2 separate regions of the Homo sapiens genome follow, and region 2 is linked to region 1. Evidence: read pairs that join two places in POLR2A ChIA-PET (ENCODE). Cell type or tissue: PC-9. All regions are shown on one strand. Links, peaks and the distances in the headings refer to the core of each region. The heading gives the core; the rest is flanking DNA.

The links. ChIA-PET counts read pairs that join two places held together with the same protein. Peaks named below come from ENCODE experiments on the same cell type or tissue, not always from the same donor. Only the 100,000 strongest peaks of a DNase experiment are listed, where the experiment ranks them.
Region 2: POLR2A ChIA-PET joins it to region 1 with 5 read pairs; 12 of 35 experiments call an interaction of 5 or more read pairs at or near these places.

The regions. Positions count from the first base shown.
Region 1 is chr16:58,636,670-58,641,060 of GRCh38, reverse strand. No RefSeq gene overlaps it. Among named protein-coding and RNA genes, the nearest start is that of CNOT1, 9.0 kb to the right of the region's middle. RefSeq lists an enhancer at 2,655-2,714. In PC-9, for the core only: a CTCF peak has its summit at 2,603 (motif pointing right); DNase peaks (open chromatin) are centred at 1,020 and 2,660; H3K27ac peaks cover 899 bases.
Region 2 is chr16:58,583,135-58,587,525 of GRCh38, reverse strand. CNOT1 (CCR4-NOT transcription complex subunit 1) reads left to right here. Exons shown (of 49, transcript NM_016284.5): 5 at 113-181; 6 at 271-325; 7 at 778-981; 8 at 2,020-2,188; 9 at 4,344-4,391. Among named protein-coding and RNA genes, the nearest start is that of SNORA50A, 25 kb to the right of the region's middle. In PC-9, for the core only: no CTCF peak of the experiment used is centred there; no DNase peak of the experiment used is centred there.

The DNA.
Region 1 (4,391 bases), core at 165-4,164:
TGGGAGGCACGTGGCTACCAGGGGCATTACACTGCTGACATGAGCAACCTTTTCCGAAGATACCAGTTCAACGTGGCCACCTGGGTAAGTGGTTGGTGAGGTGGGATGTGGGATGGTGAAGGCTGCGATAATTATTATAGATAATGCTTCTCTCTACCTTTGCAGCTAGTCCAGTCCACCATCATCTCTCGCCTGGACCATTACAATCTACCTCTAATTTGGAGATTCCTGATTCCACCCTTGTTCTCCTATAGTCTTTTCCTCTTGCAGCAGCCTTTATTTATTTCTTTATTTCTATTTTTTTTTTCTGAGACATAGTCTCACTGTGTCTCCCAGGCTGGAGTGCAGTGGCACGATCTTGGCTCACTGCAACCTCTGCCTCCTGGGTTCAAGTGATTCTCCTATCTCAGCCTCCCAAGTAGCTGGGATTACAGGTATGCACCACCACACCGGGCTAATTTTTGTATTTTTGGTAGAGATGGGGTTTCACCATGTTGAGGAGCCATAGAAGCCTATGTTCTCATGGCCTACAGGGCCCCACATGTTCTAGCTCCTCTCTGACTACATATTCCACCCCTCTCCTCCTCATTGCTATCACTGTCCTGCTTCAGCCTCACCTGCAGTCTTGCCAAACCTCAACCTCGGGGCCTTGGCACTTTCTGGTCCCCTGCTTGAAACCCCCTGCCACCAGATATCTACATGGCTTCTTTTCTCACTTCCTTTAGGTCTCTGCTGAACTCCTCTATCAGAGGGGTCTGCTGCCTACCTCCCCTGCCCTCTCACTTCTTTCTGTTACTCCAGCACCTATTCTCCTGCATCATGTTTTTGTAGCAATTTTACTGCCTGGCATTATTTATTTATTCTTGTTTATTCCACCTCCCCCCTCCACCGCCTTGTTTAAATGCAAGATCAATGAACTCAGTTTTGTTGCTGTAATTCCCAATACTTGGCACATAGGAGGCACTTAACACCTTTTTGTTGAATGAATGACTCAATACATAAACTTCCTCTACGGGCCAGGCACGGTGGCTCACACCTGTAATCTCAACACTTTGAGAGGCCAAGACCAGCAGATCATCTGAGGTCAGGAATTTGAAACCAGCCTGGCCAACATGGTGAAACCCCTTCTCTACCAAAAATACAAAAATTAGTCAGGCGTGGTGGCGCATACCTGTAATCCCAGCTACTCGTGAGACTGAGACGGGAGAATCACTTGAACCCGGGAGGTGGAGGTTGCAGTGACCTGAGATCACGCCACTGCACCCCAGACTGGGGGCCAGAGCGAGACTTTGTCTCAAAACAACAACAACAACAAAATCTTCCTTTACACTAGACATTGAGTATTTTACATACTTTATCTCATTTAACCCTCATGAAGATCCTCTACCCTATGTACCGCTGTCATCCCATTTCACAGATGAAGGACCTGAAGCTCAGAGAGGCAGTGTCCTAGTGCATGGTTACCTAGGGTAGAGCTGGAATATGAACCTCAGGAGGCTGACTCCTTTATTATTTATTAATTTATTTTGAATTTTTTTTTAAGCTGGGGTCTCGCTATGTTGCCCAGGCTGGTCTGGAATTCCTGAGCTCAAGTAATCTTCCTGCCGCAGCCTCCCAAAGTGCTGGGTGCTGGGATTACAGACATGACCCACTGCACACTGCACCCAGCCTCTTTTTTTTTTTTTTTTTTTTTAAGAGGCAGGGTCTCACTCTGTTGCCCAGGTTGGAGTGCAGTGGTGCCATCATAGCTCACTGCAGCCTCAAAACTCGTGGGCTCAAGGGATCCTCCTGCCCCAGCCTCCCGAGTTGCTGGGACTACAGGCATACACTACTATGCCCAGCTAATTAGAAGTCTGACTCCTGAGCTCAGACTGCAGTACTCAACGTACCTCATTCTGGCCTCCCTGGAAGCATCCTCAGGGCCAGTGTTCTGCTGGGTGCTTTCTGTGCTGAGGCAGTCTTGGACTGGGGACAGCACAGTCTTGAACCCGAAAGGGATCAAGGTGGGGTGAGATGCTCAGGTGGTGAAAATGAGGGACAGGCAGCACTTCCCCAGCATCCCCTATCCAGGGCAGGTACACCCTGGGCCCTACCTCTTAGGAATATTGGATGGCAATGGAGGCAGAGAGGAAGGCATGCAGAAGGGCCTGGCTGCCTCTCCTCTTTCCACCTCACCTTTCCTGGGTTACTGTCCCTGAGAAACCTCATTTGGAGTACAGTGTGGACCAGGGGCTACTGTGACTCAGAACAGTTCCAAGTGGAAAGGACTTAGAGATCATCCTAGCCAATTCTTCTGTTTTACAGAAAGATTCTGAGACCTAGAGAGGAAGAAACACTTACTCTATATGGGAAGGGCATGAACAAAGGTGTAATTGCCTCATCGTGGGTTCTTCCTGCCTGTTGCACAGACAAAATCAGTTCACTGAGACTGTGATATTGCAGGAGAGAGTTTTATTAACTCAAGGCTGGCCATGCAGTAGTTGGAGTTATTACTCAAATCAGTGTCTCTGAGAAGTCCGAGGCTAGGCTTTTTATGAACAAGTTGGTGGGCAGGGGGCAGGGAATGGGTTGGAGATGGTATCATAGAGGTGTGGAAAATGGTCCTCCTGCACAGAGTCGGCCTCCAGATGGGGCCACAGGACTGGTTGAGGCATGAGTCACAGGTTGGGGCAGGATCAGCCAGTTGCCAGAAAATCTGGAAAAAAAAAAAATCAGTTACAGGCTCACGCCTGTAACCCAGCACTTTGGAATGAGGCGGGCGGATCACGAGGTCAGGAGTTTGAGAACAGCCTGACCAACATGGAGAAACCCTGTCTCTACTAAAAATACAAAAATTAGCCAGGCATGGTGGCACGCTGTTACACTCTTATAATCCCAGCTACTCAGGAGGCTGAGGCAGGAGAATCTCTTGAACCCGGGAGGTGGAGGTTGCAGTGAGCCGAGATCGCGCCACTGCACTCTAGCCTGGGCGACAGAGGGAGACTCCATCTCAAAAAAAAAAAAAATCTCAAAAGACAAATCTTAAATTTTACAAGTGATGTTATCTATAGGAGCAAGAGGAAGTCACAAATCCTGTGGCCTCTGGCCACATGACTGCTGAGCATAAGGGATTATAGAAACTATGCTGACATTTAGCAGAATTCTGGCCCTTCCCATACTCCTAATCTTGTGGCCTTTCATTAGTCCTTTTTTGCTTTTTGTGTTTTTTTTATGTTTTTTTGAGACAAAGTTCTGCTCTGTCATCTAGGCTGAAGTGCAATGGCATAATCACAGCTCACGGCCTCAAACCATCTTCCCACCTCAGCCTCCCAAGTAGCTGGGACTATAGGAGTGCACCACCACATATGGCTAATTTTTTATTTAAAAAATTTCTTTCTTTTTTTTTTTTTTGAGATGGAGTTTCACTCTGTCAACCAGGTTGGAGTGCAGTGGCGTGATCTCTGCTCACTGCAACCCCTGCCTCCCAAGTAGCTGGGGTTACAGGCAGGCACCACTATGCCCGGCTCATTTTTGTATTTTTAGTAGAGACAAGGTTTCACCATGTTGGCCAGGCTGGTCTCAACTTTCTGACCTCAGGTGATCCACCCACCTCAGCCTCCTGAAGTGCTGGGATTACAGGTGTGAGCCACCATGCACAGCCTAGAGGGGGTTAGTTTTAAGGAAGGACAATTATCATCCTTGCTTTCAAATTAAACTATTAATATCAGGGCATGGTGGCTCACACCTGTAATCCTAACACTTTGAGAGGCCAAGTTGGGAGGATCGCGTGAGGCCAGGAGTTCGAGACCAGCCTGGTCAACATAGTGAGACCTCATCTCTTTATTTATTTATTTATTTATTTATTTATTTATTTATTTATTTATTTTGAGTCAGAGTCTTGTTCTGTTGCCCAGGCTGGAGTGCAGTCCTGCAGTCTCGGCTCACCGCAACCTCTGCCTCCCTGGTTCAAGTGATTCTACTTCCTCAGCCTCCCAAGTATCTGGGATTACAGGTGCCCACCACCACACCTGGCTAATTTTTTGTATTTTTAGTAGAGACGGGGTTTCTTCATGTTGGCCAGGCTGGTCTCGAACTCCTGACCTCAGGTGATCTGCCCACCTCAGCCTCCCAAAGTGCTGGGATTACAGGCATGAGCCACTGTGCCCAGCCCCTTCATTTCTTTTCTCTTATCTTTCACACTATCAATTACCAAAGCCCGACAATTTCACTTCCCACATCTCTTGTGGTCCCAGTTCTCCCCATTCCCACCGCACTATCTCCCCTGGACTCTTACAGTAGTTTCCTGGTTAGTTTCCCAGCCCTTCTTCCACATCACAGCCAGTGTGACCTTAAAAAAAAATGCAAATATAAGCCTGTCAGCTGCTCCACCCAACCCTTCAAAGGCTTCCCAG
Region 2 (4,391 bases), core at 230-4,229, 54 kb after region 1:
TACAGAATTAAGCAACTCCTATGTAGTGCCATCCTTGGGCAAACAGATAGGTTGTTAAAAACTTCTTGAAAAAGTAAGTTCTTATTTTAAACTAAAATTTGGTTTGTTTCAGAGTTTAAAGCCTGCACCCCACTTATTTGCCCAGCTGAGTAAAGTGCTCAAATTAAGCAAAGTACAAGAGGTGAGTGATTTATGAAAAGAGATGTAGACAAAACTAGAATTAAAAACAGCCATTTGACTCTTTGGTTAATCTAATCCTTCTTGTTTCAGGTAATTTTTGGCCTTGCCCTGTTGAATTCTTCCAGCTCAGATCTTAGAGGTTTCGGTGAGTTACTTTTTCCAAAAATATCACGAAGTGAGACTTTAAAATACGTGGGTTTTTAATCATGAGGCTCTGTGATTTAGACTTAGAGAGTAAGATAATCTGAAATTAATTTCTCTTTATCTGTGGTAAAAAACATGTAATATAAATGTTACCCTCATAACCACTTTAAGTGTACAGTTCCATAGGGATAATTGTATTCAGGTTGTGTAACATCTCTCTGGAACTTTATTTTGCCAAACAGAACTATGCCCATCAACAACTCTCTATTTTCCCCTCCCCACTGCCAGTCCCTGGCCATTGGTTTCTTTATACCTGTCAGCTAGAGAAAGCATTAGAGAGATGGGTGAACTGGTGAATGAGAAGGGTGATTATCTGCATTTTGATGGTATATGACTTTTTAACCCATTGTGGTGCAAAAGTAACTTGCGGTTTTTGGTTTACCTGACTTCTAGCTGCCCAGTTTATCAAACAGAAGCTTCCAGATCTTCTGCGTTCTTACATTGACGCAGACGTCAGTGGAAATCAAGAAGGTGGCTTCCAAGATATAGCAATAGAGGTCCTACACCTCCTCCTCTCCCATCTCCTCTTTGGGCAGAAGGGAGCCTTTGGAGTTGGACAAGAACAGATAGACGCTTTTCTTAAGACGCTGCGCAGAGGTAAGGGAGTCTTTGTAGCCTACAGTGGGTGGTTTTCTTGGATGACCACAGACACATCACAAAAGCATTCCCCCCTCCCCTCCCCTCACCCTCCCCTCCTCCCTGCCCTCCCCTCCCCTCCTCCCTGCCCTCCCCTCCCCTCCCTCCCCTGCCCTCCCTCCCCCTCCCCCTGCCCTCCCCTCCCCCTCCCTCCCCCTCCCCTCCCCTTCCCCTCTCCCTCTCCTCCCCTTCCCCTCCCCTCCCCCTCCCCCACCCCCACACCTCTCCCCCCTCCCCCTCCCCTCGCCTCCCCTCCCCTCCGCCTCTTTCTCTTTTTAAAAAAGAGACAACATCAGCTGGGCACAGTGGCTCAGGCCAATAATCCCAGCACTTTGGGAAGATCAGGCGAGCATGACACCATACCTAGCCTTACATGCTATTTTTAGCTTAAAAAATCGGTCACTTTTGATGTGCTCACTTCACCTCCTTGGATATCGGCATTGTAAAGTTAAGATAAATCCTAGTTATTTTGTTGCCTCTGAGCTTTCATGTTTGAGAAAGATAAGAATTCTTTTCACAACAAATCTGATAGTGGATTAACATCCATTCTCATGGTTACTTTTATTTACTTCTTAATGTTTATAGAGTTTAATTTTAATGTACATTAACATTCTCACTAATGGGAAACTTTCCACTTGCCAGTGAAATAAATAGACTGATATTCTAATTGTTTGTTTTTGATGCTTTCTTTGTATGGGAAGTGATAGCCCTATTGTGCAAATTTAAAGTAATATTTAGGGTACGAATTGGTCAGTAGATGGAATGCCAGTGTCAAATGTTAAAGGTACACTGATGAGCATTTTTTGTGATATAAAAGTATTCAAATTTTGGAATTGATGTTAAAGTCGTAACTTCGGCTAGTAGGCTGGAAAAATGAAATAAGCTTGGCTTTGAATATGAACTTGTGAGAGAATTGGGTTTGAGGGGATTTTGGATAGAGCAAAAGAGGATTGTTTGTTTTTAATTAGTATAGCAGTTGTAACCTTTTTCCTCTCTCAGATTTTCCCCAAGAACGCTGTCCCGTGGTGCTCGCACCACTTTTATACCCTGAAAAACGGGACATTCTAATGGACAGGATCCTGCCTGATTCCGGAGGGGTAGCTAAAACCATGATGGAGAGCTCTTTGGCTGATTTCATGCAAGAAGTAGGCTATGGCTTTTGTGCAAGGTTGGTAGTAAAATGTGTTAAGCTTCTGATTATTCTTGTGCCAAACATGATGTAATTCTTTAAAAAAAGTCTCTAAAATTCCTTAAAGTTAATCATCTTTTCTTCTCAAGAGGCATGCTTCTAAATTTTAATCTTCCACGAACTAGTGTGTGTGACAGCTGTAAACATCCTGGGTGTTAAATGTTTATCTCCTTCCCCTCACCAGTTTCTCAAAATTAGGAGCCAGAGGTTTCCAGGCTAGTTGCCACAATAGGCATATTTTGGCTTTTGGAAGGAAGAGAGAGCATTGAAGCAAGTTAGTGTTTATGGAACTTGTATCGCTTTACACTTAATGTGACTAATTTTCTCCTCTCTGACCCCCACCCCTCTAATTTCTTCATTCTGCCTTCTTCTGTGGCTTCCTTCCTTTTCTGCCTCTTGCGTATTTTTCTCACTTGCTTAGGGCACCAAAGGATATTGTTTCACACTGTTAGTAGCACTTAAGACTGTGATACACTGGATTATTAATATTTTTCTAAAAGCAAATTATTAAGGGGATTAATGTGCTTTGCTTTGACTTAAAAATCCTTATGTTTTAAAAACTCTCAGACAAATCACATTCTCACTGAGGTTTGAAATAGTGCATTTGTGAGTGTTGTACTTGTGCCTGGCATATAATTTTTGTTAATCAAACTGAATAAGATGCATAGTGAAAAGTTAGGATGCAGGCTGGGCACGGTGGCTCATACCTGTAATCCCAGCACTTTGGGAGGCCGAGGTGGGCGGATCACCTGATGTCAGGAGTTCAAGACCAGCCTGACCAACATGGTGAAGACCCTGTCTATACTAAAAATACAAAAATTAGCTAGGTGTGGTGGCACGTGCCTATAATCCCAGCTACTCAGGAGGCTGAGGCAGGAGAATCACTTGAACCCAGGAGGTGGAGATTGCAGTGAGCCAAGATCGTGCCACTGCACTCTAGCCTGGGCAACAAAGCGAGACTTCGTCAAAAAAAAGCGAGACTAACAAAAAAAAGTTAGGATGGATTTTCAAGGCTGTGTACATATCAGAATAATAAAACTCACTTTGGATGTTAAAATCTTAAAGAAGATTGAAGATAATTTTGTTATTGTGAAAGAGAGCATTACTCATGAGTCTTATTTTCTTCCACTGAATTTTTTTTTTTTTTTTGAGACGGAGTGTTGCTCTGTTGCCCAGGCTGGAGTGCAGTGGCACAATCTTAGCTCACTGCAACCTCCACCTCCCAGGTTCAAGTGATTTTCCTGCCTCAGCCTCCTGAGCAGCTGGGACTACAGGTGAGCGCCACCATGCCTAGATAATTCTTTGTATTTTTAGTAGAGATGGGGTTTCACTGTGTTAGCCAGGATGGTCTTGATCTCCTGACCTCGTGATCCACCCGCCTCAGACTCCCAAAGTGCTGGGATTACAGGCGTGAGCCACCACACCCGGCTCTTACACTGATTTTTTAAAATTGTTTGCCTGTTTTAAAAAAATTTTCAGGCTGGGCATTGTGGCTCATGCCTGTAATCCCAGCACTTTGGGAGGCTGAGGTGGGTGGATCACTTGAGGCCAGGAGTTTGAGATCAGCCTGGCCAATGTGGTGAAACCCCATCTCCACTAAAAATACAAAAATTAGCCATGCGTGGTGGTGCATGCTTGTAATCCCAGCTATTTGGGAGGCTGAGGCAGAGGTTGCAGTGAGCCAAGATTGTGCCATTGTACTCCAGTACTCTTGTACTCCACAGGAAGTGGAGCCCAAGCGGAAATACTTGCTCACCTCCTGCTGTGTGGATGATTTCTAACAGGCCACAGACTGATAACAGTCCATGGCAGGGGGTTTGGGAGCCCACTGCATTGTATCATTCTTATGCCTTTGCATCCTCATAGCTTATCTCCCATCTAACAAGTGAGAACATACAATATTTGGTTTTCCATTCCCGAGTTACTTAGAATAATGACTTTTGCCATTTTCTTACTGAAGTAGATGGTTTTTACATTCCTAGCTGTATAAATGTAACAAGAAATAACACTTACTGCTCTGCCTGTTTTATTTAGTAAAACTAAGGCTTTCAAACAAGGTTCATTTAATGCCAGAATTTCTCAATCTCGGTGTTGAGGCTGGTAGCATTTTTCTGAAGTTATATTTCTGTTTCAGTATTGAAGAATGTCGCAATATAATCGTGCAGTTTGGTGTTCGGGAGGT